Regions from separate parts of the Homo sapiens genome. Here region 2 is linked to region 1. A link is a loop called in an ENCODE intact Hi-C map of the cell type or tissue named here. Cell type or tissue: sigmoid colon. All regions are shown on one strand. Each heading gives the region's core, and the rest is flanking DNA. Links, peaks and the distances in the headings are about the cores only. Region 1 holds the start of LINC00367 (long intergenic non-protein coding RNA 367). Region 2 overlaps LATS2 (large tumor suppressor kinase 2).

What was found. Peaks named below come from ENCODE experiments on the same cell type or tissue, not always from the same donor. Only the 100,000 strongest peaks of a DNase experiment are listed, where the experiment ranks them.
Region 2: a loop joins it to region 1, with 2.7 times the contacts of the local background. A loop is called at or near these places in 6 of 110 quality-filtered maps.

The regions. Positions count from the first base shown.
Region 1 is chr13:20,935,488-20,951,719 of GRCh38, forward strand. LINC00367 (long intergenic non-protein coding RNA 367) reads right to left here and starts at 13,941. Exons shown (of 6, transcript NR_104058.1): 1 at 13,818-13,941; 2 at 12,265-12,367; 3 at 6,855-7,113; 4 at 6,654-6,758; 5 at 4,376-4,448; 6 at 3,077-3,163. It also overlaps the pseudogene HNRNPA1P30. RefSeq lists enhancers at 4,113-4,612, 8,007-8,583. In sigmoid colon, for the core only: a CTCF peak has its summit at 8,246 (motif pointing right); DNase peaks (open chromatin) are centred at 8,254 and 10,600; H3K4me3 peaks cover 754 bases; H3K27ac peaks cover 667 bases.
Region 2 is chr13:21,002,814-21,019,045 of GRCh38, forward strand. All of the region lies in intron 2 of LATS2 (large tumor suppressor kinase 2), which reads right to left. Among named protein-coding and RNA genes, the nearest start is that of LATS2, 51 kb to the right of the region's middle. RefSeq lists an enhancer at 14,751-14,890. In sigmoid colon, for the core only: no CTCF peak of the experiment used is centred there; DNase peaks (open chromatin) are centred at 10,384, 12,208 and 14,335.

The sequences.
Region 1 (16,232 bases), core at 4,545-12,544:
CTGCACATCCAAGATCCAGACTTGAAGCTTATAAATATGTATAAAATGTTGGGCTCAGGAGTGGTGGCTCACGCCTATAATCTCAGCACTTTGGGAGGTGAAGGCAAGCGGATCACTTGAGGCCAGGAGTTGGAGGCCAGCCCAGGCAATGTAGCAAGAGCCTGTCTCTACAAAACCTAAAAAAAATTAGCTGGACTTTATGGCATGCACCTGTAGTCCCCAGCTACTGGGGAGGCTGAGGCAAGAGGATCACTTGAGCCTGGGAGTTTGAGGTTACAGTGAGCTATGACTGTGCCACCACACTCCAGCCTAGGCAAGAGAGTGAAAAAGGGCCGGGCGTGGTGGCTCACACCTGTAATCCCAGCACTTTGGGAGGCCGAGGCAGGTGGATCACGAGGTCAGGAGATCGAGACCATCCTGGCTAACATGGTGAAACCCCGTCTCTACTAAAAATACAAAAAATTAGCCGGGCGTGGTGGAGGGCACCTGTAGTCCCAGCTACTCAGGAGGCTGAGGCAGAAGAATGGTGTGAACCTGGGATGAGGAGCTTGCGGTGAGCCGAGATCGTGCCACTGCACTCCAGCCTGGGCAACAGAGCAAGACTCTTGTCTAAAAAAAAATAGAGAGAGTGAAAAAAATAGCCAGGTACAGTGGCTCATGCCTGTAATTTCAGCACTTTGGGAGGCCGAGGCAGGAGAATCACTTGAGGCTAGGAGGTGGAGGCCACATTGACCTATGATCGCATCACTGCACTACAGCATGGGCAGCAGAGTGATACCTTGTCTCAAAAAAAAAAAAAAAAAAAAAAAAAAAGGCCGGGCATGGTGGCTCACACCTGTAATCCCAGCATTTTGGGAGGCTGAGGCGGAAGGATCATTTGAGGTTAGGAGTTCGAAACCAGCCTGGCCAACATGGTGAAACCCTATTTCTACTAAAAATACAAAAAAAAAATTACCCAGGCGTGGTGGTGGGTGCCTGTAATCCCAGCTACTTGGGAGGCTGAGGCAGGAGAATTGCTTGAGCCCGGGAGGCAGAGGTTGCAGTTAGCTGAGATCGCACAACCATTGCACTCCAGCCTGGGTGACAGAGCAAGACTTAGTCTCAAAAAAATGTTGGACACCTTTGAGTATTAACATAGATTATCCAGGTGAAGGGCACTGAGCTTAAACTTCATCACCTCATGGTAAGTTCCCTGTGCAAAGCTGGCAGCAAGGTTCTTGTGAGTGTCCCTGCCTCTGTGGCTAATGCTAACTGACATGGGCTATGTGAGGCGACCCCTCAAATACTGGAACTTCCATAGGTGCATGTGGAGGGGCTTTTGGGAGGGTTCTGGGAGGAGTGGATCTGCCCGACATGGGTAAGCTGCCTCCATTCCCACTGTCTTCACGGTCACTCAACTGACACGCTCTTACTCACTCCCTGTTCTTCATCTCTTCCAAGGTTTCTTCCCCTGCTTGGGGGACACAGTTGTCCTAATCAACAGCTGAGGCTGAGCCCAAGTCCAACCAGGAGACAGAAGAGTTTCTGTTGGCTGGGGAGGTGAGAAGGCTGGAGAGCTGATTGCGGATCTTGCCTTTCTCGGAAAGCCCAGAGGGGTCTCTAAGGTTCCCAGACACTTCACATTTTTTGTCCAGGGCTTTTGGTTTCAGCTGCAATTCTGGAACATGGGAAAAAAGAAAATCCACATAACATTCTGTTGTACATTTATTCAAAATACAGAAAAGAAATATTTAAAGAATAAAATAAAGATAACATTCACAAGAGGAACCATGAAATTAACCCTCTCCTGGGAGTATACACTGGAAATCAATTTGGAAATATATAACAAGAGCATTAAAAATGTTCTTAAGAATATAATTAAAGATGCAGAAAAAGATTATGTACTCATGATAAAGCTTATACAAGGAAAAGAAAAAGATCATGTATAAAGATATGCAATATGATGTTATTTACAAGGTATATTTACATTTTAAATTATTTAAAATAGGAAATAACCTAAATTTCCAATAACAAGTAAATGGTTAATTAATTTGGGCTATATCATCATAATGGAATATCATATAGCCATTCAAAGCCATTGTTTTATGAGTTTTAGTGACAGGGAAAATGATTACTATAGGTGTCTGTTCACTGTGTTTTCAAAGTGTCCTAAATTTTCTTTTTTTTTTTTTTTTTGAGACGGAGTCTCGATCTGTTGCCCAGGCTGGAGTGCAGTGGCGTGATCTCGACTCACTGCAAGCTCCGCCTCCCAGGTTCATGCCATTCTCCTGCCTCAGCCTCTCCGAGTTGCTGGGACTACAGGCGCCCACCACCACACCCGGCTAATTTTTTATATTTTTAGTAGAGATGGGGTTTCACCATGGTCTCGATCTCCTGACCTCGTGATCTGCCCGCCTCCACCTCCCAAAGTGCTGGGATTACAAGCGTGAGCCACCGCACCCAGACTTTTTTTTTTTTTTTTTTTTTAATTATTTATTTATTTTTTTCTTTTTTTATTTTTTTGAGACGGAGTCTCGCTCTGTCACCCAGGCTGGAGTGCAGTGGTGTGATCATAGCTCACTGTAGCCTTGACCTCTCTGGCTCAAGAGATTCTCCTGCCTTGGCTTCCCAAGTAGCTGGGACTACAGAGGCACATCACCACATCTGGCTAATTTTTAAATTTTTTTGTAAAGACAGGGGTCTCACTTTGTTGCCCGGGCTGGTCTCAAACTTCTGGGCTCAAGTGATCATCCACACACCTCGGCCTCCCAAAGTGCTGGGATTACAGGTGTGAGCCACTGTGCCTCACCTCAATTTTGTAGGATTTTTGTAGGATTTTGATTCCAATCTTTTCTCTGCCACTTATCATTTGTGTGCCCTGAGTGAGTTCCCGTCATCTCGGTATGTCTGTTTTTCATCTGTGCAATAGGGGTCACAGTACCTACCTCATGCTGGGTTTGAGATCTCCGTGTGCCACATATTAGCTTGGGACCTTGGGCTGATTAGTTGTCCTCTCTGAGCCTCAGCTCCCAAGCCAGGAGGTGGAGCTAATGTGGCTGCCTCCAGGCATTAGCACGAAGATGGGCAGGGATGGCTCTGAGCACCCAGCACAGAGCAAGACCCCTTCACCCGGTAGACACCTGGCAGACGGGAATTACCACTGCTTATGATACAATGGTATTTCCTAAATTTGAAGATAATGTTGAAAGTAAGCTGCATCATGGATTTAATAATAGTGCTTTGAGTGAGAGAGAGAGAGAAAAAAGAAACCAATGTGGCATTCAGTGCATAAGAATAAAATGAGGTGTTGAATAAAAAGACTTGGGCCGGGCGTGGTGGCTCATGCCTGTAAATCCCAACACTTTGGGAGGCCGAGGTGGGTGGATTACCTGAGGTCAGGGGTTTGAGACCAGCCTGGCCAACATGGTGAAACCCCGTCTCTACTAAAAATATAAAAATTAGCCAAGCATGGTGGCGTGCGCCTGTAGTCCCAGCTACTCAGGAGGCTGAGACAAGAGAATCGTGTGAACCCACAAGGCGGAGGCTGCAGTGAGTCGAGATTGCCCCACTGCACTCACTCCACCCTGGGTGACAGAGTGAGACTCAAAGAAAAAAAAGTCGAATTTTTATACACATCCGTTAGGGACTTTTCACATCATGTGCATTTCCATAAATCTACACATTGTATTTTTGCACAGACTTGTGTTTCTAGGTGTGTCTGGGGCTCCAGGATTCTCTTACAGGAGACGACTGTTCAACTTGTTTTTAAATGAAAACACTAATGTTTCGTTTTATTTTTTTCCCTGCATGAAAAGTAACAATCCACCATAAAGCAAGGGGCATGCCCCCCGACCAAGCCATCCTTGCTCAGGGGTAGAGAGTAACCCTTTGCGGGGAGTGGGTGATAGTGCTAAGATTTGGGTTCTGGTTTTAAGGAGTTATCTAAAGTTTAGTTCTGAAAGAAGACGCAAAGGGGATTTCTCATGGAGGAATGCAAGCCTATGGGACAGAAGGCGATGAGTCAGGAATCGTTGGATTGGGTCACCAAAAGCCTGGGTCCTGATCCAGGATGCTTGTCCCAAAAGGGGCCCCACATACTTGATTAAGAAGGAAAGAGTGAGACCACTGTGAGGGGCAACAGTCAAGGATGGGGGGCAGAAGGGGTCTTTGAATCTGAAGCCCACCAGGGGCTGACTGTCCAGCTTTGATGTGAGCAAGAGCCCCTTTGAGGAGCTGCCCAGGCTAGTTCCTTCCACAGTGGCTCAAAGACAGGAGTGCCTGATCTGCTGCCGACTGGCTGGGAGACTGAGATTTGTTGCAGGCCAACTAGTGCATGTGACCCAGTGTCAGATATATCCCCAAAATATCCCTGGCAAGTGGCGGGATGATCTCCTACCCCTTCGCTTGAGCAGGCCGGAGGCCAGGAGCTGAGACTCCTCATTCTCCATTTCTGTTTACCTTCTCCCCAGCTGGGAACAAAGGACAAGAATTTGGGAGTGACAGGCATGTGGCCACACACTCAAATGCACTTGTTTATACCTGTTTGTTTACTGTTTCAGCAGATTCTTGCTTAGCAATAACTGAGTTTATCTCCTTGTCTTAAGGAAACTCTTAAGAATGTTATTATAATGTAGTAAAATTTAAATGTCTCTTGAATGATGAAGCACTAACTAATGTGCTATATCTAAATGTAGAAATGCACATTTACGAGTATTGTCCTCTCCCGGCATTTTCATCTGAACACTCAGTCTGTTGACAACACTCAAAAACTTCATAAAAGATCACAATCTAGCACTTAAGTTCTACAGATAATGTTGAAATCTTGCACAAGATTTAGGAATCTCAGGCAATGACATGCATAACATTGCTATTAGGAAATGTGTAATATACTCTTCTGTTACTATCAGTGGAAAGTCAAAAAACAAACAAACCATAGTGATAAGAGCTGTGTGAATTAAGGAATTTTAGAGCTGAAAGTGACCTTCGAAATCCTAGAGCCTCACCCATTTTTACCTTCTAATAATCGTGCTGTAAAATATCACACTTACACTGTAGAAAATTTGGAAATATACAGAAGATGTTTAAAATTAGGAAGAAAAGGCTGGGCACCGTGGCTCATGCCTGTAATCCCCGCACTTTCGGAGGCTGAGGTGGGCAGATCACAAGGTCAAGAGATCGAGACCAGCCTGGCCAACATGGTGAAACCCAGTCTCTACTAAAAATACAAAAAATTAGCTGGGCGTGGTGGCGCGCGCCACTGCAATCTGACCTAGCGACAGACTGAGACTCAGTCTCAAAAAAAAAAAAAAATCAGGAAGAAAAAAATCACCCACAATTGTATCACCTACAAGAGGTCACCATTTTTTAAAACTTTGCCGTATTTCCTTTCAGACATGTAAAATTTTTGATATATTTATTTTTTTCTTTTTCTTGCTACAAAAAACTGAGATCGTACAGTTTGTATCCTTCACCCTTTACTTAACATTATATAGTGATAATTTTGCTTTTTATTAAAAACTTTTTGAATATGGAATTTTTATTGATTACATAAAATGTGACAGTATGGCATAGAGTCATAAAATATTTGTAACCGTCATCATAGTATTGAATGTGTAATTGCGTTTAAAGATACTATAGTATAGATGTGCTAAGGGAAATACTTTTGTGCATAACTGTTTGTCCCATTTTTAAATTGTTTCTGTAGAAATTGTTGCCAAATTTTGTTCCAGCCAGGTGCGGTGGCTCGCACCTGTAATCCCAGTACTTTGGGAGGCCGAGGTGGGTGGATCACTTGATGTCAGGAGTTCAAGACCAGCCTGGCCAACATGGTGAAACCCTCTCTCTATTAAAAATACAAAAAATTAGCTGGGCATGGTGGTGCGTACCTGTAATCCCAGCTACTCGGGAGGCTGAGGCAGGAGAATTGCTTGAATCCAGGAGGCAGAGGTTGCAGTGAGCAGAGATCTCACCACTGCACTCTAGCCTAGGCAACAGAGGGAGACTCCATCTCAAAAAACAAAACCAAACAAAAAAACAAAACAAAACAAAATTTTGTTCCAGAAAAGTTATAACAATTTTTATCAACAACATGAGAGTGTCTATTTCAGTGTAACCTTTCTAGAATCAGAGTATTACTTTTTTTTTTTGAGGCAGAGTCTGGCTCTGTCGCCCAGGCTGGAATGCAGTGGGGTAGTCTTGGCTCACCGCAACTTCCGCCTCCTGGGTTCAAGCAATTCTCTGCCTCAGCCTCCTGAGTAGCTGGGATTACAGGCACCTGCCACCACGCCCGGCTAATTTTTTGTATTTTTAGTAGAGACAGGGCTTCACCATCTTGGCCAAGCCGGCCTTGAACTCCTTACCTCAGGATCCACTGGCCTCGGCCTCCCAAAGTACTGGGATTACAGGTGTGAGCCACCATGCCTGGTCGAGTATTACCATTTTTAATAATGGTAATGGGTAATATAAAATAATGTTATTTTAGGAAACAATTCTAAAGCTTCATTTTCAGGAGACTGAGATTTTAGAAGCTACTTCTTTAATTCTTATGACATAGAGTCGGATTAGACACAAAATAAATGTTATGAAAATGCTACTACTGTTCTTTGAAGGCTGTTTATAGTTTGTAGATGCTGAGAATATGGTGAAATGGTAAACTATGCATAGCCTTAACTTACGGAGTGCTAGAGTTTTGGGCTGAGGAGCTGGTCACCATTGGGCATCTGACAACTGATTGTTTGGGCTTCTGGGACTGTTTCTGGAGGGGCCTGGATCTCAGCACACTGTGTCAGGTAGGAGAGGAAAAAAACGTTATCTGTTTGCTCCTAAGCTCATTGGTTGAAGATTCGCCCCACAAGCTTCAATTTCTCTGCACTTACTTTTTTCTCTGACTTATTGTGGGTTTCTCAAGCATAGGGGCCAGGGGTCCTGTGAGGTGGGTGCCATTTGGGATGCCACATGGAGCTGGCAGTGTCCACAGACAGCTGGTTTCTGCAGTGGCAGCAGGGTGGAGTAAGCGTCCAACGGTGTCCAAAGATTTGGAGTGGTACTTAAGAGGTGTTTACACGAGCAACAAGGTAAGTAGAGATAACTGGGCCTTCAATACAGAGGTTGATGGAAACACATCTGCAAGTGTACCTGATTCAAATCATCACACAGTAACCCCTCCAGGGGAATGTCAAATTCTGTACTGTTTTTAATGCTCAGCTGACACATTGCTCTAGTCCAGTGGTTCTAGAACTTTTTGAGCTTAGGATCCCTTTATACTCTTAAAAATTATTGAGAACTTCAGACAAATTCATATATATGAAGTGAGGGGACAGAAAGGAGGTATATCTATATCCATATCTATCTATCTATCAATATTTATCATATTAAAAATTAAAATGGAAAAAAATAAAGAATATTTATAGATGGAAAAGTGGCCATTATAAACCAATTACATGTTAACACAAATAATGTGTTTTATGCAAAATAACTATATTTCCCAAAATAACAGTTAGTGGCATCAGTGGCATTGGTTTACATTTTGCAAACCTCTTGAATAGCGGGTTTAATATCAGATAGTGGAATTCTCTTTTTTTTTTTTTTTGAGACATTGTCTCGCTCTGTTGCCCAGACTGGAGTGCAGTGGTGCAATCTCAGCTCACTGCGACCTCTGCCTCCCGGGTTCATGCGATTCTCGCGCCTCAGGCTTCCGAGTAGCTGGGATTTATAGGCGTGCGCCACCATGCCCAGCTAATTTTTTGTATTTTTCGTCGAGACGGGGTTTCACCATGTTGGCCAGGCTGCTCTTGAACTCCTGACCTCGAGTGATCTGCCCACCTCGGCCTCCCAAAATGCTGAGATTACAGGCGTGAGCCATCGCATCCGGTCGCAGATGGTGGAGTTTTTATTTCTGCTTCCACATTTGACCTGTTACCATATGTTTTGTTTGAAGTAGATGGGGAAGTCCAGCACCCCCCAGGTATACAATTGAAAAGGGGGACTTCGTGTGTCCCTGAAGTCCACAGACCACACTTTGAGAACTGCTGCTCAAGTCTAAGTTGCGAATTTCTCAATTACATGAACAAGACTCTAGCGGAAACCAGTACTGTGTGCGCTCAACAGACTAAATTGTTTGGAAAAGCGTTTCCTAGGAGTTGCTATAAACCAAATGACTCATTTAAACGTTTTTATTACTTTGACAAATACTTCGGCTCTGCAGCCTGTTCCTTTTTTAAACCAACTTGCCTCATTACACAGCTGTGGTCTGCACAGCTTTGGCCACCAGGTGGCTCCCACCCCCAGCCTTTTCTAGAAGGATCCATTCAGGACGCTTCATTCCTTGATGGCGCCCTAGCTGCTCAGGGCACTCAGGGAAACTTTATTTTGTTCAACATAAGAAAAGAGTCAGTTGTGGGAGGCCGACGCAGGCGGATCAACTGAGGTCAGGAGTTTGAGACCAGCCTGGCCAACCTGGCAAAACTCCGTCTCTACTAAAAATACAAAAATTAGCCGGGCATAATGGCGGGCACGTGTAATCCCAGCTACTTGGGAGGCTGAGGCAGGAGAGCTGCTTGAACCTCAAAGGCAGGGGTAGCAGTGAGCCGAGATCATGCCACTGCACTCCAGCCTGGGCGACAGAGGAAGACTCCATCTCAACAACAACAACAAAAAAAAAAAAAAAAAAAAAAAAAGAGGAGAAAAGAGTCAGTTGGGTAAGGGGAGGATTATTTCAAGGAAAAGGGAAGTTAAGAAAGAATAGAACTGGCAGTGCGTGGTGGCTCACGCCTGTAATCCCAGCACTTTGGGAGGCCGAGGCGGGTCTAACACGAGGTCAGGAGTTCGAGACCAGCACAGCCAAGATGGTGAAACCCCCTTCTCCACTAAAAATACAAAAATTAGCCGGGCATGGCAGCAGGTACCTGTAATCCCAGCTGCTCAGGAGGCTGAGGCAGAGAATTGCTTGAACTCGGGAGGCGGAGGTTGCAGTGAGTCGAGATTGCTCCACCGCACTCCAGCCTGGGCGAAAGAGTGAGACTCCGTCTCAAAAAAAAAAAAAGTATATTTAACATAGGAGGTTGGTAAAAAAAATCTAAAAGAGTTGGTCTGAATACTGGAAGAAGTACTATATGGCACCTTTACTCTCTTACCAGCTTAATGTAGCTTTTTCCTTCTCATTGTTTTTAACTGATATGCTTAAATTGGGTATTATTATCTCTACTAAAATGGTTCTCTCTCAAAGCAAGGTGTTATACTAGATACCACGTGGGATAAACAAAGAGGTGGTGGGGAATGCGCCCCTCCACCCTGAGAGACAGGAGGTGTGGGTGTTTTCACTCTAGCACATATTCACTGTGACACTGTGGGGTTACTTCTGTTTCCTAACCTGAGTGATCCACCCCACTTACAAGAGAGGGCTGATAATCCTTAACTGTCCAGAGGTTTGTTTCCAAATCAGATTGTCTCTGGAGTTCCTTGCGAGACTCGAAATACACGATTCTGTGATTCTATTTCAGTCTGGTTGAGTTCTTTAGTTGCAAGCAACAGATAACCAACTTGGTTAATCTTGCCCAGTTTCCTTAATAAGACTCATACGGCCCTTCGCTACCTGGGCCCTGCCTGTGCCTCCAGCCTCAAATCTTCTTCAGGCACTGTGAAGCTCCAGACATATGGCGACATCCCCCACACCATGTGTGCCCCTTCTCCGGCCTCTGCTGCCTAATAGTAGGTTTCAGGTAGGCATCACTTCCGCTGGGCTGCCTTCCATGACCTCCCCAGTCTGGATCGCGTCCTCTCCTGGGTGCTCCAGCAGCAGCTTCCTCCACTTCTCCATCATACCTTTGAGACTATTGTATTATAATTTTCTAAATGCTTTCCCCTCCTGTGAGTCCTGGGCAGAAGGAAGCATGTCCACCTTCTTCACGGGTATCCCCAATACACAGTACAGTGTCTGGCACACAGCAGGTACACAAAATATATTTAATGAAGGAACAGAGGAAGGGAGAGAAGATATCTCTTCTTGGATAGTGCCAGTCATATATTAGGTGTTCATTAAACATTTGTAGAACCGAACTGAGAATGCTGAGCCCTTTAACAGGATCCTCAAAACCTCGTAAAATAAACACAGATAGGCCGGGCGCGGTGGCTCACGCTTGTAATCCCAGTACTTTGGAAGGCTGAGGCGTGTGGATCACAAGGTCAGGAGATCGAGACCATCCTGGCTAACGCAGGTGAAACCTGGTCTCTAGTAAAAATAGAAAAAATTAGCCGGGAGTGGTAGCGGGCGCCTGTAGTCCCAACTACTCGGGAGGCTGAGGCAGGAGAATGGCATGAACCCGGGACGCGGAGCTTGCAGTGAGCCGAGATAGCGCCACTGCACTCCAGCCTGGGCTACAGAGCAAGACTCTTGTCTCAATAAAAATAAAAAACACAGATAATAATAGGATTTTGCCGAATATAGAACCAAGTGGCAGATTTAAAATTTGAACCACAACATCCTGGATTTGACGTCTTTTGTACTACTTTTGTTGAGAAAGGGGAAATGCTCTCTTCACTCAGGCACCCACCACGAGAGCTAGCCTGGAGGATGCGGGCTCAGCACGTGCTAGAGGAACCCCGGGGGGATGGAGAAACGGTGGAGAGACGGGGAGGGCTCCGGAAAACTGCGTTCTCACAAGACCAAAGGGAGGGGAGGGAGGGGGAGATGTGGCTGCAAGTGCAGTTGGAGAGGGTGTGAAGAGATCGGGAGTCCTCTGCGAGGCTCTGGAGCACCCGGCGCCTAAGAGGCTAGTGCGCCCCGTGCCGCTGCGGTAGGACCTGGCGGTCCGCAGCTCCTGAAGGGCCTGGCCGTTCACGGGGCAGGCAGGACGGGCGAAATCCCCCGCAGTTAGCGGTCAACAGAAAGGGCGACACGGAACGGGGTTCCTGGCACCCGAGCTCGCCGCACCGAAGTCTCCTGGTAACAGCGACACGGGACCGGGCTATGTGACCACACACCTGAAGCCCCTGGAGAGCTCTTTGTTTTATTTCAAATTGTGGTAAAAAGGACATAACATTAAATACCATCTTACCCATTTTTAAGTGCACAGTTCAGTGGCATCGAGAGCATTCACATCGCTGTGTGGCCATCACCACTGTCCACCTCTAGAACTCTTCATCGGCCTGTGCAGCAGCTGCCACCTGTTCAACACTAACTCCCGGTTCCCACTCCCGCAGCGCCGTATCACACTTACACTTCTGTGTCTATGAATTCGCCTGCTTTACATATGGCATATGAGTGGAATCACACAGTATTGGTACTTTTGTGACTGGCCTATTTCACTCAGCATAATGGCCTGGAGGTTCATCCATGTTGTAGCATGTAATGGGATTTCCTTCTTTTTTTTTTTTTTTTTTTTGACAGAATCTTGCTCTGTCGCCCAGGCTGGAGTGCAGTGGCGTGATCTCGGTTCACTGCAATCTCCGTCTCCCGGGTTCAAGTGATTCTTTGCCTCAGCCTCCCGAGTAGCTGGGATTACAGGCAAGCTCCACCATGCCCAGCTTCTTTGTGTATTTTCAGTAGAGATGGGGTTATGCCTTGTTGGTCAGGCTGGTCTTGACCTCAGGTGATCCACCCACCCTGGCCTCCCAAAGTGCTGGGATTACAGGTGGGAGCCACCATGCCGGGCAATTTCCTTTTCTTCTTCTTTTTTTTTTTTTTTTGAGACAGAGTCTTGCCCTGTCGCCCAGGCTGGAGTGTGCAATGGCATGATATTGGCTCACTGCAACCTCCATGTCTTGGTTTCAAACCATTCTCCTGCCTCAGCCTCCCAACTCCCAAGTATCTGGGATTACAGGCACCTGCCACCACACCTGGCTAATTTTTGTGTTTTTAGTAGAGATGGGGTTTCACCATGTTGGCCAGGCTGGTCTCGAACTTCTGACCTCGTGATCCACCCATCTCGGCCTCCCAAAGTCCTGGGATTACAGGCATGAGCCACTGCACCTGGCCGATTTCCTTCTTTTTAAAGGCTCTATAATATTCCACTGTATGGATGCACCACATTTTGTGTAATAATTCATTCACTGATGGACACTTGTGCTGCTTCCACCTTTTGGCTGTTGTGAATGATGCTGCTATGAACAGGAATCTGAAGATTTGGGTTCAGAGCATAGAGGTGGCATGTGAGTTTTATGAGGCAAATCTCTCAGCCCTGAGTTTTTCAACTGTAAAATGAGATGTCAATATTTACTATCTTTCAGGTTTGTGGCAAATATAAAACGAGATCATGTGCATAAAAGTATTTGTAAACTGAAAAATCTCACCTCATGTAAAACTGTTATGATTTTTGTGACCAGCCATTACGACCAATGGAACATATGATTTGTGTTGGTTAATTCATGGTAGAAGCAGATGTGGAGAAGTTCTCTGCAATAAAAGCGAATGGCCAGTTATATCAGGTTAATACCTGAAAAGTTGTTTTCTGTATTCTGTAGGCATTTAAGGAAATTTTTTATTTGCACATTAAAAAAAACACATTTATTCAGGGTCACAATCAGACTATTACATTTAGCAATCAATAGCATGCGTGCCAAAAAAAAAAAATCTACATTAAAACCCTTTGTTGGAATGCTTTACACTTTCCACAGAACAGAAACTAAAATAACCTGTTATACAATTAGTCACAAATACAGTCCTCAGGATTTTTGCCCATACACATGAGTATTTGTCTAAAACATGTCTTCTTTGTAGCAGCTAGACCCTGCCACCGCTGTGCTTGGCTGAGTTCACAAATCTGTTGTAACCTGTAGCTTCCCTGACACTTCTCTTGCTCTCCTCTCCTGCTAAGCTTTGTTTCCTAATTAAAATATTCTGCCACAGCCATAGCTAACTGCTGCTACTGGAACCGCCATAGCCACCTGAAGAGTACAATTTTTCTTGGTTTCATGGTTTGGCAAAGTATTGGCCTCCATCACCATAGGGGCCAGAGCTTCTGCCTCCAAAGTTTCCTCCCTTCATGGGTCCAAAATTTGAAGACTGATTGTTGTAATTGCCAAAATCATTGTAGCTTCCACCACCTCCAAAATTGCTTCCATCATTACCAAATCCATTATAGCCATCCCCACTGCCACCATATCCACCACCACCATGGCTGCCACCAAAGCCACCACAACCACTGAAGTTTCCTCCACAACCAAAGTTGTCATTCCCATGACACCACCATGATCACCACCAAAGTTTCCAGAACCACTTCGACCTTTTTGGCTGGATGAAGCACTCGCCATCTTTTGCTTTGACAAGGCTTCCTAACTTCACAGTTGTGGACATTCACGTTATGGTATTTCTGAATGACAATCTTATCCACGGAGTCATAGTCATCAAAGGTTATAAAAGCAAAGCCCCTTTTCTTGCCACTGCCTCGGTCAGTCGTGATTTCGATCACTTCCATTTTCCCATACTGTTCCAAATAACCAATAATCTCTGAGGGGATGTTCCTCAGTGTCTTCTTTAATGCCACCAACAAATATCTTTTTCTTTTCTTTCTTTTTTCTTTTGTTTTTTGAGACAGCATCTTACTCTGTCTTCCAGGCTGGAGTGCAGTGGTGTGATCTCGGCTCACTGCAAGCTCTGCTTCCCGGGTTCACACCACTCTGCTGCCTCAGCCTCCCAAGTAGCTGGGACTACAGGCGCCCGACACCACACCCAGCTAATTTTTTGTATTTTTTTTAGTAGAGACAGGGTTTCACTGTGTTGGCCAGAATGGTCTTGATCTCCTGACCTCGTGATCCACCCGCCTCAGCCTCACAAAGTGCTGGGATTACAGGCATGAGCCACTGCGCCTGGCGAACAAATATCTTTTTCACAGTTAAGTGGGCACCTGGTCTTTGAGAATCTTCTCTTGAGACAGCTCTCTTTGGTTCCACAACTCTTCCATCCACCTTGTGTGGCCTTGCATTCGTGGCTGCGTCCACCTCCTCCACAGTGGCATAGATGACAAACCCAAAGCCCCTGGCGTGCTTGGTGTTTGGATCTCTCATTACCTCACAGTCCAGGAGCGTTCCTCATTGCTCAGAATGGCTCCTCAGGCTCTCATCGGTTGTTTCAAAGCTCAACCCTCCAAAGAGGAGCTTCCTCAGCTGTTCAGGCTCTTTAGGAGACTCTGACTTAGACATGAAGGCAGGGAGAAAAGAGGCTTTCATGATGCTTCTTTGGTGGTATCCACGGGCAGAAAGATAAAATTTTTTTGGTGGGGGGCAGAGTTTCGCTCTTATTTCCTAGTCTGGAGTGCAATGGCGTGATCTCGGCTCACTGCAACCTCCGCCTCCTGGGTTCAAGCAATTCTCCTGCCTCAGCCTCCCAAGTAGCTGGAATTACAGGCGCGTGCCACCATACCTGGCTATTTTTTTTGTTGTTGTTTGTATTTTTAGTAGAGATGGAGTTTCACCATGTTGGTCAGGCTGGTTTCCAACTCCTGACCTCGTCGTCTGCCTGCCTCAGTCTCCCAAAGTGCTGGGATTACAGGCGTGAGCCATCGCACCCGGCCAGAATCTTTTCTATTGTGGTAAAAAAAAAAAAAAAAAAACCATAAAATTTACCATCTTAACCTTGTTTGTTTGTTTGTTTGGTTTGTTTGTTTGTTTGGTTTGGTTTGGTTTGAGATGGAGTCTCGCTCTGTTGCCCAGGCTGGAGTGCAGTGGCGCGATCTCGGCTCACTGCAAACTCCGCCTCCCAGGTTCACACCATTCTCCTGCCTCAGCCTCCCGAGTAGCTGGGACTACAGGCGCCCGCCACCACACCCGGCTAATTTTTTGTATTTTTTAGTAGAGCGGGATTTCACCGTGTTAGCCAGGATGGTCTCAATCTCCTGACCTCCTGATCCGCCCACCTCGGCCTCCCAAAGTGCTGGGATTACAGGTGTGAGCCACTGTGCCCAGCCTATTTTTTATATTTTTAGTAGAGATGTGGTTTCACCGTGTCAGCCAGGATGGTCTTGATCTCCTGACCTCATGATCCACCCACCTCGGCCTCCCAAAGTGCTGGGATTACAGGCGTGAGCCACTGCGCCTGGCCCATCTTAACCATTTTTAAGTGCACAGTTCAGTAGGGTTAGGTATATTTACATTGTTGTGCAACCAATCTCCAGAACTTTTTCATCTTGCAAAACTGAAACCGAACCCGTTAAACAACTCCTCTTCCCCGCCCTTTCCCCAGCCCCTGGTAACCAGTCTTATTGGTTAGTTTGCTTTGAATGAAGACTGTCTACTTTCTGTCTCTACATTTTGTCTTTTTGATTTTGACTAACTTAAGAACCTCATATAAGTGGAATCATGTAGTATTTGTGTTTTTGTGAGTGGCTTGTTTCACTTAGCATAATGTCCTTCAGTTTCGTCTATGTGTAGCATGAGACAGGATTTCTTTTTTTAAGTATTCCATTGCATGTATATACCATATTTTGTTTGTCCATTTGTCTGTCAATGGAAATTTGGGTTGTTTTCGCTTCTTGGCTGTTATGAATAGTGCTGCTATAAACATGGGTATGCAAATGTCTCTTCAAGAGTATCATGGAATCTTATAACAAAAAACCTTGAGAGCTGGAATAGCTTTAGAGTCACAGTGATTTGGTCCTACTCTGTCCTTTTACAGAGGAGCACACTGAGGTGGGACCAGTTATGTGACTTACCCATGGTAAAATGATTTGGTGGTAATAGTCACTAACACTTTTTAAAATTTTTTTTTTTGAGACAGAGTCTCGCACTGTCACCTGGGCTGGAGTGCAGTGGCGTGATCTCAGCCCACTGCAACCTCTGCCTCCCAGGTTCAAGTGATTCTCCCTGCCTCAGCCTCCCAAGTAGCTGGGATTACAGGTGCCTGCCACCAAGCCTGGCTAATTTTTTTTGTATTTTTAGTAGAGATGGGGTTTCACCATGTTGGCCAGGCTGGTCTTGAACTCCTGACCTCATGATCCGCCCGCCTCGGCCTCCTAAAGTGCTGGGATTACAGGCGTGAGCCACCATGCCCGGTCATCACTAACAGTTTAAAAGGATACAGTGAGCCAGACACTTGGCTGAGTGCATGACCTGTAGTGTGTCAGTTAGCCCTTACCTATAAAACCTATGAAATAGATACTATTATCATCTCCATTGTATAGATAACAAAACTGAAGTGCAAAGAGATTAAGATTATATATATATATATATATATATATAACATATAATATATATATATACACACACATATATATATTCGAGATAAGGTCTTGCTCTGTCACCCGGGCTGGAGTGCAGTGGCGTGA
Region 2 (16,232 bases), core at 8,233-16,232, 71 kb after region 1:
AAGTAGCTAGGATTACAGGTGCAGGCAATCACACCTGGCTAACTTTATTCTTTAATTTCTTTTTCATTTTTAGAGAAAGGGTCCCACTATATTGCCTAGGCTGGTCTCAAACTCCTGGCCTCAAGCAAACCTCCCCACCTCAGCTTCCCAAAGTGTTGGGATTATAGGCATGAGTCACTGCACCTGGCCTATTTTATCTTAAAATTTGAATGGTTTGGTCTCCTCAGTTTTTGTCCAAATAAACTCAATTGCTGTTAAGATCATCAAGTTTTCTGAAAAGGTAAATTTTCAAATAGGTAAGATGACAATAATTAACACAAAGATTTAACAAAATGCTTAGAAATAATAATTCTTCAAAAAATGAGACTGTTCCATTATTGATTGCTGGTGTGATCAGTGAATTTTGAGAACCTAAATAAATATGTATTTTTAAATTTATTATTATTATTTTTGAGAGGGGTCTTGCTCTATCGCTCAGAGTTCGGGCTGGAGTGCAGTGGCCCAATCTCTGGTCACTGCAAACCCTGCCTCCTAGGTCCAACCGATCCTCCTACCTCAGCCTCCTGAGTAGCTGGGACTACAGGTGCGCCACCACACACAACTAATTTTTGTCTGTCTTTCTTTTTTTTCCTTTTTTTTTTTTTAAAGACAGAGTCTTGCTCTGTTGCCCAGGCTGGAGTGCAGTGACACAATCTTGGCTCAATGCAACTTCCACCTCCTGGGCTCAAGCAGTCCTCCCGCCTCAGCCTCTCAAGGAGCTGGGATTACAGGTGCCTCGCCACCACACCCGGCTAATTTTTGTATTTTTAGTAGAGATGGGGTTTCACCATGTTGACCAGGCTGGTCTTGATCTCCTGATCTCAAGTGATCCAGCCACCTCGGCCTCCCAAAGTGCTGGGATTACATGCGAGAGCCACCATACCAGGCCTAATTTTTGTCTTTTTGGTAGAGAGAGGGTTTCACCATGTTGCCTAGGCTGGTCTCTCCTGGGCTCAAGCACTCTGTGCATCTCAGCCTCCCAAAGTGCTGGGAGTACAGGCATGAGCCACTGCGCCTGGCCAGGAGTGTCTTTTTAAATAATCTTATATCTTTTAAGGCCCTAAAGTAAATAATTGGTTGGGTTAATATTTGACTACAAAATTACTTTTATTAATGTTTAAATGCTTTTGTTCTTAAAGTGTGCTAAACTCTTAGCTATGGCTATCATTACTAGGTCAAATCTCCCTGTGAGAAAAACATACGCCAATTTTAAAAAGCAGCACACAAAGAACTTTAAAATGAATATAACATACAAAAGAATATAACATTCAAAAGCACTTTAAAATGCTTCTGTAACGGTGGCTGGGTGCAGTGGCTCACGCCTCACCAACCCAGCACTTTGGGAAGCTAAGGCAGGTGGATCACCTGAGGTCAGGATTTGAGACCAGCCTGACCAACATGGTGAAACCCCGTCTCTGTTAAACATACAAAATTAGCTGGGCATGGTGGTGCATACCTGTAATCCCAGCTACTCGGGAGGCTGAGGCAAGAGAACCGCTTGAACCCAGGAGGTGGAGGTTGCAGTGAGCTGAGATTGCGCCATTGCACTCTAGCCTGGGCAACAAGAGCGAAACACTGTCTCAAAAAAAAAAAAAAAAGCTTCTGTAATGCAAGGGAGAATCAAATTTTAACAGTATACATCCTGTTCAGTCCTAGTGTTTTGTATAGCATTACTGGGCACTGACCAGCACACGTGTGTGTCAGCATGAACTTGCGAGTGCACACAGCATGCTGTTCTGGGCGTAGGAAACCAGCAATGCAGTGGGCTTCCTGGCCCCCTGCCTCCAACCTGGCAGGCACACATCTGCTTTGGCAGGAAGCGCTTTGCTCTAATAGCACCATGGGGCTGTTCAACAGTATCCCGAATCCAAGGGGTCTGAGAGCCAAGCCCAATGTGAGACTGCAAAAGAGCTTCATGAGGAAAGATTTTTCTGTCTCCTTCTAAAACCTACACCAACCAAGACATTGCTGTTTTTAAGGACAACAGGTACACTAAAATTTGGTTTGTACAAGTCACCAGGAAAATAAGTAATTACACAAAATCCACAGGGGGAGTCATCATGTGCCAGGCCATGAGCATGACTCCAAGGGACAGAGACCAGCCCCGGCGTTCTAAATGCCTGGGGAAAGCAGCATAGCCAGGAAGCCTTCAGCAGAGAGCACAGGAATGGGGCACTTCATGGGAAGGACCATGTTGGTCCCACAGAAGATGCAATTCTAGGAAAAATCTGGGAACCATTAGTCAAGAGGGCTTGGTGTCATGACTAGGTAGAGGCCCATGTTTTCCCAACACAAAAAAGGCAGCCCAACACTAAGTTAGAGAGAAACCCACTTTAAAAGAATGAGCTGAAGATGGTCAGGGCTGGGGCTGGGGTAGAACTCAAAAGGAGGCTCGAAAAACTGTCTGGTGAACAGAAAAGATTGCACACAGAGAAATCAGAGAAAGAAAATCACTTGACCTTGACAGGGTGTAGCGTAAGCCAGAGGGATGCTGGGACCCAGAGCCGGCCTCTGGCACTCCTACTGGGCAGGGCTCATGCTGGCCAGGGCTACACTGACCCAGGCAGAAGTGGGGCTTTCTCTGCCTTCCAAGGTAGGTTCAGGTCCAGGGTCAAAAAAGGGCTTGCCAAGTTCCTCTGCAAGCTTCATTCTGAACTTCCAGTGTTTTTCTGACAGGAAGAGTAATAAGATATGGGTAAGACAAAGCCCTGTCTGCTGGAGCTCTAGCAGCAGAATTAAGAAAAGAATTAGTTGGGGTTTTAATTCGCACTCTTGCTGGGAACACTACCTTAGGAGGAAAAAGGTCTTCATAAAGGAAAGGAAAACCTGTAATCCCAGTGCTTTGGGAGGCCAAGGCAGGAGGAACACATGAGGCCAGGAGTTGGAGGCTGCAGTGAACTATGATTGTGCCACTGCACTCCAGCCTGGGTGACAGAGTGAGACCCCTACTCTATAAAAAAAAAAAAAAAAAAAACGGAGGCCAGGCGCAGTGGCTTACGCCTATTAATCCCAGTACTTTGGGAGGCCGAGGTTGGTGGATCACCTGAGGTCAGGAGTTCAAGACCAGCCTGACTGACATGGAGAAACCCCGTCTCTACTAAAAATACAAAATTAGCCGGGAGTGGTGGCGCATGTCTGTAATCGAGTGGTGGCGCATGTCTGTAATCCCAGCTACTCGGGAGGCTGAGGCAGGAGAATCGCTGGAACCCGGAAGGCAGAGGTTGCGGTGGGCCAATATCATGCCATTGCACCCCAGCCTGGGCAACAAGAGCAAAACTGCATCTCAAAAAAAAAGAAAGAAAGAAAAGGAAAAAGGAAAGGATTCACTTTCTGCCTCAGCTTATCATGTGTGAGGAAAAAAAAAAAAAATCACAGCAAGCAAGGTGGTGGGCCAGAGCCTGCAAGAGGCTGGGACAGCTGTCATTAGTGAGCAGAGAAAGAAGACCAGGCCCAAGACACACATGCAGCTCTAACAGGTGGCCACTCTCTGGCCCTGGTCCCCAGCGCCCACTGTGTACATCCCTTAAAAAAGTGAGCAGACAGCCAGCTTAGCCCTGCGGAGACTCGTTGTGGCACCTAAGTTATATGCTATGATGAGACTGAGTTTATAAAGGACTAACTTGTGCCACAATTGAGCATTAATAGCCAAAAAATAAGCCAGATCATCAGAGCTGAAGCATGAACAGATTAAATGTGACTCCGGAAGAGCAGACTTTTTCTGTTTGGGCTCCAAGCCACTCCTGGCTCCTGAAATTAAGTAGGCTGAATATGTGTGAAGACTCTGCTCTTCACTTCCAGACAAAGGCTGCCTGGAAAATTCTGCCGCTGTCTCCATCAAAAAGATCCACTTACTCGACAATGGCACATAGGCGTGCCTCACTGCACACACCTGTCTCCGACTGTGGGGCTTTAGGAGAGTAGCTGTGTGTGTTTGGGACTTTTTAAGAGAGTAGCTGTGCATGTTTGGGGGCTCTGGGGCTCTCCGTGCCTCCCACAGCTCGCTCTGCTGGGGACAGGCAGCCCGTGAGTGCCCAGGGAAAGGGACATTTGGATGCAGACTGAACAGAGCTTGCTTCCCTGTGGTTATTTTTTAAATGCTGTCAAGTAGGTTGGAAGATCTGGCAAATTATAGGTTCACCCAAGAAGGAAGACAGTAATCTGCTACTTTCACAAAGTGCCCTCAAAGAGTCACTGACAAGGTAATTCGGTAAAGTATACAAATATTTTAGTTATGAAGTATGGTAGCAAAAACTGAAATTCCCTGGCTATGCAGTTTTTATGTATTTTTCTGAAAAAGTTACAGTGTAACTTTGAAATATATACATATTATGGGTTTAATTTTTAAGTTATATTTCCAAAGGCTCAGAATCTCTGTAACAAGTTTCCATTTTCCAACAATGCTTTAAAATCCAACCATTTTGTTTAAAACTTGGCTGTTACCCTACCAATTGGAATTTCTTCTTTTAGTCCATGTTTCTGACAGTGGAATGTCAGGACATGCATCCTCCATACTGATTATAAACCAACAGGCATTTTCTTTCTAAATGCCAAAAATTGTGTCTACAGACCACAGCCTGTTTTCCAGGCACTGAGAAGATATAAGGAGGCTCGGCCAATAATCAGGTTTCTTCCAATCAGAGCCAAGGATAAGGGAAGGAGTAGTTAGTCGTAGGGGATGGATATATATATATAGTATATATATATATATATATATATATATATATATATATATATAGTATATATATATATAGTGTGTATATATATATATAGTGTATATATATATATATATATAGTGTGTGTATATATATATAGTGTGTATATATATATATAGTATATATATATATATAGTATGTATATATATATATATATAGTATATATATATAGTATATATATATATATATATATATATTTTTTTTTTTTTTTTGAGATGGAGTCTTGCTCTGTGGCCCCAGGCTGGAGTGCAGTGGCGCAATCTTGGCTCACTGCAGCCTCCACCTTCCCGGTTCAAGCGATCCTCCTGCCTCAGCCTCCTGAGTAGCTGGAATTACAGATGCGAATCATCACAACCGACTAATTTTTGTATTTTTAGTAGAGACAGGGTTTGCCATGTTGTCCAGGCTGGTCTCAAACTCCTGACCTCAAGTGATCCACCGACCTCAGCCTCCCAAAGTGTTGGGATCACAGGCGTGAGCCACCGTACCCAGCCCTGACTTCTGTTTTAAAAGGCCCACTCTGGCTCCACCGTGGGGAGCCAGGTATGAGGGCAGAGGTGGACGAGGAGCTGACAGGCCAGTAGGATGGCACAGAGGCGCAGTGGTGCTCGCTGCTGCATTGCCAGCTACTACTGTAGGACAGACACTCGGGCACCGCATCCAGGGGTGGGCGGCTCTCCTGGGACTCCTGCTGGGGTTCTCAAGAGGCACCCCCTGCTCTCACAGGACCTCTTTGGCTCTTGCTGCTCCAGACTACAGCCTTGGGCGTGGGGTGGGGTGGGGTCTCCTCAGTGGGGAGGGGCAGCCCGCTGGGTGGTGTTGTTAGAATGACTTCAGACTGAGACACAAACAGCCAGGAGCCATGCGTGTGGTCCCTCCTTCTCATAATAACGCTAAATGTAGGTATTTATGTTTCACCAAACCAGGAGACTGGTTTGGTCTCCTGAACATTATGAACATTTATGAACATTTCCCAAGTTCATAAAGGCAGTGGTAAAGTCTGAATTCAAAACTTAAATAGTCACAAGAAGTCCAATGTCACCAGCAATCATAGAACTTCACTGAAAAAATAAGAGAGCACTTCACACCCATTAGATTGACAAATACTTTAAATATCTGACAACAGCAAGTGTTGGCAAAGTTAGAGAGATGCTGCATTTTGATAAACTGAGGAAAGGTGTGTAAATTGGTACAATCACACAGGAGAATATTTTGACCATATCTAGTAAAGTTAAAGATGCTGAAATCCTACAACCAAGATTCCACTTCCACCCCCTAGATAAGTTCCCCACCTTTGCAAGAGGAGACATAAAAAAGAATACTCACTGTACTTATGTCTGTAGGGGAAAACTGGAAACTATCTAAATGTCCATCACCAGGAAATCACAAAACCCATAATGAATGAAAAAAGCACGTTGCAAAATCACGTTGTATAGTGTTTTAACAGTACAACAAGGCCCAGGTTGTTCGTCCCACTGCCCATGCTCTTTCTTCACAGTCTTGCCCCCTTGTCCTGCCAGCGATTTGGGCCAGAACTGAGTGCATATTCACTGTGTCTGGCAAATAGGAACCGCTCAGTCACGTGTGGTGAGTGATGAATGAACAAACGAACAAATGAATGAATGAATAAAGAAGCAGATGTGCAAAGGTACAGCTCTTTTGTGCCTTGGCTCCCCCACCACGTGGTCAGCTCTTGGAAGGCAGGAGCAAGCATGCTGCACATTCAACCCGGAGCCTTGGAGCACTTTGCAAAGTGCTGAACAGCCATCTCTCCCCGACACCTGCTCCTCTCCTCTCCTCTCAGAAGCTTTGCAGAAACTATTCCTGCAAACTGGTTCCAATTTGCTGCTGGATCATTGGTCCCAAACAATTCCCATACTCTTTGGGCCCAGCAAGTCATGTCTGGGAATTTATACTTATCCTAAGGGTAAGCTAAAACAATTAACAGACTGTTAAGTAAAAACACAACAACAAAAATGTAGGTAACAAACACATATATGTGGGATTTCCAGGTATATGTGGTGCATTAGCCACACCAAATCACTCTTACTATTCTTAATTTTTCATCATAGCTGTTACATAACAATCACAGCATAAGAAGAAAATTCAATACCTTTTAAAATACAGAAACCAGATGGAGGAACAGCTGCTACCTCCACATAACAGACGACAATACACCAAGTACATGCTGTGAGCCCACAGGGCAGTGAGGATGAGGTATGGGTGGAAAAAGAGGCCTCCCTGGAGGTCTATATGAGATCACCTGGGTCCTTAGGTGTCCCCAGGCCCCCGCCCCAACACCAAATCAGACTACAACACAGTGAGAGCAGACAGCAAGGAAATAACACAGAAGGGCCAGGCGTGGTGGCTCATGCCTGTAATCCCAGCACTTTGGGAGGGCGAGGTGGACAGACTGCCTGAGGTCAGGTGTTCGAGACCAGCCTGGCCAACATGATGAAACCCTGTCTCTACTAAAAATACAAAAATGAGCCGGGCATGGTGGTGTGTGCCTGAAATCCCAGCTACTCGGGAGGCTGAGGCACGAGAATCGGTTGAATCTGGGAGGCAGAGGTCGCAGTGAGCCAAGATCGCACCACTGCACTCCAGAGTAGGCCATGGAGCTAGACTCTGTCAAAAAAACAAACAAACAAACAAACAAAAAACCCACAAAGGAATAACACAGAGAGTTAAGTGAGCATGGAAGTACTAAATCAACCACACTGGCTTCAACTCTCCTCCCCTGCCAACCCCCACACACCCTGCAGATCTGAAGATCTCTTCTGGTAAAACCGAAAGGCCCCAGGGACAAACCCCCAGTCCTCCACCTGGTCACCCTACAGCAAAGCCCCCACTCTACAGGCCCCACCCTATAGTCCTTCCAATCAGCTTTTAGTACATCACTCCCAAACATGAAGAGCCAAGAGTGCTGAATATTCAAGGAAGTTTTCCAAACAAAGCCGGAACAAACAAACAAAAAATCAAATAGTGCAAATAACATGACTGTGTTTTCATAAAATTACATCAGTAAAAAAAGCACTGTCAAAGACACTGTGAACTCTGGAAGAGCCAATCCCTCAAGATGAATCCTGAGCAGCCAACTGGGCCTTAGTTGAAATTAGAACCAAGTGGCCATTTGCTGACTAGTCGTCACACATGTACTTTGAATTCCTGGAAAACCCATACCTCTGCTTAACTTGGGGACTTTCATAGCTGCCTGTTCCTGTTTACCCTGCCTGAACCAATCATAAGGTCTGACTTATGTTGACCAATCAGAGCTCAGCAAACATCAACCAATCAGAACTAAGCAAGTTTGACTCCTTCATTTGCATAAATGGACCTGAGTGAGAACATGGACAGAAACTTTATAAAACACAAACACTCCTTAGATTCTCTGGAATGTACCTTCAGTTTACATTGAAGGCTGCAGCTCCCTGGTTTGCAAACTGCTCATTGGAGTAAAGTCTTTTTAAATTCCTTTCCAGAAAACTTTTGTTCACACATATATCAACATGGTAATGGTAGCTACCTCATAGTGATGGTGGCATGTTGATTTTTGCAGAAATGCATGCCAATTAACCATCAAATCATCTTATATCAGGACCATGGCCGTTTCTACCTCCTCTCATCTCTTTCTTGGCAGTATTTTGAAATACCTGCTTTTCCTCACTTGTCCTGAATCAAAAACTGAAACTAGCTACTAAAGAAGGTGAGTATGTATCAACTTCTGGATGAAAGTTGGGATCCGCAGGTCCCCTCCACCCAATCCACAGGCCTTAGACCTCCATGAAATCTGGACTCTGATACTTTGCTACAAATGATCTAGACATATATTTCTCATGCTAGGAAACTCCTGTTTTTAAACTGGTCACTGTACCCACAAGTGGCAGAGAGCTAGGAAACTAAAAAGCAGAAAATATACTTTACAGTTCCTCAGGTCCAGCAACACTTTCTCTGAGAAAATGGTAATTTTGCATGGCTGAGTGACACCATGTGATGGATGACTGAACAGTGTTCTCATCACATGCTACTGGTGGAGACTTTGCCTTGGCCTAGGAATTTAAAAAATCTATTCTGCTTCTTTCCTGACTCTGGAAAATATAGGGGCAAAATACCAGCTGGCTGTTGTAGACTTAACAGAGTTTCAAAAATGATAGAATGTATTAATACAGTCATGCATTCCTTAAATATGGGGATATCTTTTGAGAAATTCATCATTAGGTGATTTCGTTGTTGTGTGAACATCATAGAGTGTACTTACACAAACCTAGATGCTACAGCCCCCTACACACCTAGGCTAGATGGTATAGCATATTGTTCCTGGCTACAAACCAGTACAGTCCTCACTTAACATCATCATTATGTTCTTGGAAACCTGCAAGTTTAAGCAAAATGATGTCTAACAAAACCAATTTTACCATACAGAGGGAGAATGTGCAAACTCCACACAGTGGCCCTGGCCAGGAATCATTTTTTTTTCTCATCAACGCTATAACAAAATGATCTTAAATGAAGCATGTTATTCAAACACCTGTTGCACAGCCTGAGATTGTAGTGAATACTGTAGGCAACTGTAACAGAATAGTGTTTATCTAAACATCTCTAAACATAGAAAAGATAATGTAAAAATATCATATAAAAGATTAAAAAAAATGCATATCTATATAGGACACTTAACATGAATGGAGCCTGTAGGGACTGGAAGTTGTGGAGGGTGAGTGAGTGAGTGAGTGGTGAGGGAATGTCAAGGCCTAGGACATTACTGGACACTTTAAAAGACCAGCAGTGCCCAGTGCTGTAGGTTTGTTTACACCAACATAAACCACACATGCGTAAGTAAGAGTTGGACTATGAAGTTACAGCTACAAAGCCATTAGCTAATAGGAATTTTCCAGCTCCATCACAATCTCATGGGACCATCATCATACATGTGGCCCGTGGTTGCCCGAAACATCGTTATGCGGCACTTGACTGTATTTATTACCAGGTGTTTCATTCACTAGGACCTTTTCTAGTCAAATTTTCTACCTAGTAGTGTTCCTATCTTATGATTCTTTTCTCCTAGAAAATGCTATTCATGGCTTTGTTGGATGGTAAACAAGTATGGTATAAGCGCTTTGCAGATTTTTTAAGGGAACGAGCAGAAAGAGAGGAAGATGGAATGAACAGCGCTAGCACAGGGCGGGAGCTGTGCGAGAAGCTGTGGGTGATTGGGTGAATCACACCCCCCCCCCACCTCCTAGGAAATAAGGGTTCCTAACCACATTTCAAAGATGAACAAACTGAGGCTAAAATAGATTAGCTTTTTACCTAAAGTTACAAAGATAACATGGATGAAAGAGGAGAGGTAAGGAGGTGGGAAGAGAAAATGCTCCAAGTACTTGTTTCTATTGCAAAGCAATTAGTTAAGGTATTGAGACCTTTTCCAACTCAGTAACTTCATGGTCTCTGATGTAATATTTCCTTCATTCAGTGCTGAGGAATACCAAGCAGTGTAAGGCTCTGTTCTAAGCACTGGGGATGCAGTGGTGACAGAGCAGATGAACATCCCTGTGCTCATGGGCATGCCACCCTGGTGCTGGGGTAGGTTCTTGTATATGAAGGTTCTCATGTGCTTGCCTGCTTAGGTGAGTTAGGCCCATCCGCTATGGTGACCATGAAGCAGGCTGCCTCCCAGGTTACCAACAGCTGCTCACCAGTTACAGCCTTGCATGTTCTGCCCAATTGGACCTGACAGCTGTCCTGGCTCAGTACTTATCCTGGCTCGATGCCTAATAATAATCTCATTTCTTGGACTATGACTAATGTGCATGAGGGAATATTAATGATTATACCTTATAAAAGTAAAAATTAGTGTTTGCTGATTCCAGAGTCTGTGGAAAAAGTCCAATTTTCTGTAGAGAAGATCCAAACGGCCAGGAAAGGCAATGGTAGGGTTACTTGGAAGGCTGCACACAGCAAGGTAGAAAGTCCTGGCCTTTGTTTAAAGGGCTTGACAGAGTTCCATGTTATCTACATCCCTTTCCCGTTTATGTTGGAACGTTCTCTTTATTTACTCTCTGAAATGTCCTTTTTCTTGTCCTCCCAATAAATTTGTACAGATCACTTAAAAATAAAATAAGGGCCAGGTGCAGCGGCTCGAGCCTGCAATCCCAGCACTTAAGGAGCCTGAGGCAGGAGGATCACTTGAGGCCTGGAGTTTGAGGCCATCCTGGGCAACACAGCAAGACCCCGTCTCTACAAAACAATTTAAAAAGGAATTAGCCAGGTGTGACCACACATGCCTGTGGTCCCAGCTACTCAAGAGGCTAAGATGGGAGGATCGCTTGAGCCCAGGAGATTGAGGCTGCAGTGAGCTATGATTGCACCACTGTACTCCAGCCTGGGCAACAGAGCAAGACCCCCAACTTGAAAACAAAAGAAGAAGAAAGAAGAAGAAGAAGAGGAGGAAGAGAAGAGGAGGAAGAGGAGGAGGAGGAAGAAGGAGAGAGAAACAAAGAGAGGGAAGGAAGGAAGGAGGAAAGGAAGGGAGGGAGATTAAAATGCCAAAGAATGTAGGAAAAACAGATAAAAGTATTTTTAAAAAGAACAAGAACAGGGTAATATGAGTCGGGGGCAGGGGGAAAGGCGCGCAGGTCACTCCCAGGTCACTCCAGATGGATGACAGGGCTCTCCCAAACCCAAGGCCTTTTCTTCTTGTTCTCCCACAGATGCCAGCAAACCAGGGAGGACAATTAGCATTGCAGCCGGCCACTCTCTCAGGCTAAACCACATCTCAATACAGAGACACATGAGCCAAAGACAGCCCTGACAACCAGGGTCAACAAACCAAAGGACCCACTCCTCACTGCCACCGTGGTTTGGCTTAGCTGATCCTGAAGTATGAATAAAGCACGGCCTTGGCTAAGGAACTGCCATAAAGGAAGTATTTCTGAGTGAAATGTATATGCTAGATAATATTTTTTTAGAAAACTACACACCAGGAAGGTTTTATGGCAATGCTGAGGATGGATGCTAGGAGGACATGAGAAGGAACGACGCTGACCATCCATGCAGCAACTGAAACAAGCTCTGCTGATTTCACTGAAGTGGAAAAATCTGTTTATGCAGCCAGCACTGCTGCCATCAGCCTGAAAGTCCAATGTGAGCAACAAAAATAAACATCACAGGGTCAAGGAAAGAAGAAATATGATACCTTTTTAAAAAAGAATGTTTGTTGAGTGGTTTAAGTTTACAGATTCAACCAAATGGAAACTCCTTTCTCAAAACTCACAAATACCATGCAACCTTCTTTTTCCAGCTGGGATGATTTAAACTATTCTAAGATCTTGTCTGCTTTATGACACGTTAGTTTTGAAAGGAGGTACTGACAGCATGTTTGTTGGCAGGTTGATGAGCCTCAACTGTGAGCTCCGGGAGGGCAGGCCAGGCCTAGTGCGCTCACCGCCGTATCCCTGGGGTCCAACACATGGCCTGGCACTGCTGGCACTCACGTGTGGGCTGAGGCAATGACTAACACTGATACAGAATTCTTCTTGAGTGTCACATGCACAGTGTTCCAGGGAAACTGTATAACTCTCTTGGTCCAGTAATATTTAGATTCCTATTGAAATGAGCTATCCTGTACTTTCTCATGAATGGTTAGATACACATTTTCTTACTCTTCTTCCATCATCAAATCTTTTTTTCTGAAGGGTTCTGCCATCAGCCTCTGGTGTGAGTGGGATTTGGGCTGTTTTGTTGTGACTGTCAGGATCCTGCCCTGGAAGAAGGCTCACACTGCAGACACACGAAGGACCAGGACCCTAGTGGGGACTGGACATCATACTCCCTTGTGGCACAATTTCTGCTGTGTATTTAAAGACATGTCCAATACATAGTTAAGAACAGCTAACTGTATAATTATCCATACTACACACACTGATTCACCACAAAACCCAAGGAAAACTTACTCATAAACTTGTCATAAGAAGATAAGCAAAATAATTTGGCTTCACTAATGCCCAACTTTTAAAAGTTTCCTAGGTAGTTGTTTTAAATAGGATTTGGGGAACTGTGAAAAATTAATTTGATTTTTTACAACCAGCAGTTTGCAAAAAGCTCCATTTACCTCTTTATATCAGTTCATCCCTCATTTTATTTATTTATTTATTTTTGAGACGGAGTCTCACTCTGTCACCCAGGCTGGAGTGCAATGGCGCGACCTCTGCTAACTGCAACCTCCGCCTCCCAGGTTCAAGCGATTCTCTCGTCTCAGCCTCCCGAGTAGCTGGGATTATGGGCACCCAGCATCATGCCCAGCTAATTTTTGTATTTTTGTAGACATGGGGTTTCACCATGTTGGTCAGGCTGGTCTTGAACTCCTGACCTCAGGTGATTTGCCCACCTCGGCCTCCCAAAGTGTTGGGATTACAGGCGTGAACCACCACGCTTGGCCTATTTTTTTGAGACAGACTCTCACTCTGTCACTCAGGCTGGAGTGCAGTGGTATGATCTCGGCTCACTGCAACCTCCGCCTCCTGGGTTCAAGCGATTCTCTCACCTCAGTCTCCCGAGTAGCTGAGATTATAGGCACTCGCCATCATGCCCAGCTAATTTTTATTTTTGTAGAGACGGGGTTTCACCATGTTGGCCAGGCTGGTCTTGAACTCCTGACTTCAGGTGATTCACCTACCTTGGCCTCCCAAAGTGCTGGGATTACAGGCATGAGACAGCGTACCCGGCCTATTTTTATTTTTTTTGAGACAGACTCTTGCTCTGTCACCCAGGCTCAGTACAGTGGCGTGATCTCGGCTCACTGCAACCTCAGCCTCCCAGGTTCAAGCAATTCTCCTGCCTCAGCCTCCTGAGTAACTGGGATTATAGGTACATACCACCATGCCTAATTTTTGTATTTTTAGTAGAGACAGGGTTTCACTATGTTGGCCAAGCTGGTCTCAAACTGCTGACCTCAAGTGATCTGCCTGCCTCGGCCTCCCAAAGTGCTGGAATTACAGGTATGAACCACCATGCTCAGCCAGTTCATTCCTTTAAAAACGGCCAGAAAGCTCTCTAAGAGACTTGATATGAAATTTCTTACACTTCACCCCAGCCAACCCCCAGGAAACAGCAGCTCTCTGCTGCAAATACCAAGGCGCCAAGAGCAGCCTCTCAGGCAACCCAGAGCAAAAACCAAGTGCTTTTCCAAACCAAGGGCAGGCAACTGATTTGTTAATTTCCCACTGTGAAATTCATCAGAAAACCTCTCACTAATAAAACTCCACACAACACCTGAACTAACTCTCTTTATCACGGCAGAGTCCTTAACTGCCTACCTTGTTCCTGTTGTTAAGTCCGGTTCCCCAAAGATAAGTAAAACCAACTTGCCCGATCCATGGCCATGCATCTGTTCTCAGACATAAGAGGGATTACAGCATCAAATCACTTATGAGAAAAAAACATTCATAACAACTCCCACAGAGGAAAATATGGCAGAACCGGAAACAAATTCATCTTCATTAGTGCTTCTTACCCAGATTTCTAAGGACTGGGAAGCATCCCAGTGGTGGTTACTGGAGGTGACCAGCCATGAACAAAGCGCCTGGCACTTGAATGGCAGCCAGCACAGTGAAATAAAACGGACGATAGCCATTAATCATCCAACTGTGCAGAAAAAGTTAGCATTCTATCTAGAGCTGTGTTTTACTGATGTTTGGTAGTTTTTTTCTTTTGTACTATGACTCACAATTTCATAAAAACACTTCCCTTACATAGAGGTGATGCAATCCTTTTTCTTTTTTTTGTTTTTAATTTTTGTAGAAATGGGGTCTTGCTATGTTACCCAGGCTGGTCTCAAACTCCTGGCCTCAAGCGATCCACCAGCCTCGGCCTCTCAAGGTACAGGGATTACAGGCATGAGCCACCACACCTGGATGATTCTTTACATTGTTATGTGCAACCCACAAAACTGATTATTTGATCTACTCAAGGATCTTACTGTGTAGTCTGAAAACCACTTCACTAAAAAATGCTTGGGTGTCATCAGCAACCAGTGCCTTCCCTTCAAAAGATGACTCATTTCTTTCTTTTTTTTTTTTTGTTTTTGAGATGGAGTCTCACTCTGTCACCCAGGCTGGGGTTAGTGGCACCATCTCAGCTCACTGCAACCTCCGTCTCCGGGGTTCAAGTGATTCTCCTGCTTCAGCCTCCCAAGTAGCTAGAATTACAGGCGCCCACCACCACACCCAACTAATTTTTATATTTTTACTAGAGATGGGGTTTCACCATGTTGGCCAGACTGGTCTTGAACTCCTGACCTCAGGTGATCCGCCTGCCTTGGCCTCCTAAAGTGCTGGGATTACAGGCGTGAACCAGCATGTCCAGCCTGATTCATTTCTTCATACTAATAATGTGAGACTATCCCTTCAATTAGGTGCCATGGTTTTCTTTATATCCTCCAAATTTAAAGCTACCATATGGAAGTGGGAAATGTGAGGCCAATTTAGTTTCATTCTTCTGAATCAATGTCACTCAGCTTCAGTAACACGTAGGATCACTGGCTAGTTTTGATCTGAGACTTTTAGGTAGAATACATGTAAACTGACAGTTCAAGGAGGTCTCTAAAACCTAAGGCATTCCTTCAGGCAGGTGTAAAATACTTAGAATTCACTTAGAAAGTAAACACTTAATTAAAAAATACTGTATGAAAATAAGTGAAGGCAAGTTTCCTTCAGACTTGGGACAGACCACACTACCCTACACAGGACATTTGTGACGTGGGTGTTGGGCGAGGTATGTGGCAATACTGAGGGGCATGCTACTGTCCATCTGGCAAGATGAGGAGACAAGGGTTGACATGGAAAAACAAAATTCTGCCCTGGGGCAGATGAAAAGTACTGCATGAGGCAGCTAGAGTTCAGAAGGGGAAGGGCTGGCTCCAGCTGGGTCCACCTGGCCTTTGATGAAAGGACAAGCAGGACCACCCTGGCAGACCACACCCTGCTTGCGCAGCAGGTCCAGGAAGACTGTGGTCGCTTCCCTGATGTCCTTCACCCAGGTGCCTGAGAGTGACATGCTGTTTCATACCAAGACTCTCCGAGCCTTCTTTTCTCAGAGTCCCTCTTTTTTTTTTGACACGTTGTCTTGCTTTGTCGCCCTGTCTGGAGTGCAGTGGCTCGATCACGGCTGACTGCAGCCTCCACCTCCTGGGTTCAAGTGATTCTCCTGCTTCAGCCTCCTGAGTATATAGGCATGCAGCACCATGCCCAGCTAATTTTTGTATTTTTAGTAGAGAAAGGGTTTCACCATTTTGGCCAGGCTGGTCTTGAACTCCCGACCTCAAATAATCCGCCTGCCTTGGCCTCCCCAAGTGCTGGGATTACAGGTGTGAGCCACTGTGCCTGGACCCGAGTCCCTCTTTACGACTAATTTTCCTTTCTACTTTTCTGCAGCCACTCTCTCACGCCCCTGTCCTGTAAATGGCCCAGTAGCTCTGTACGTGGGAAC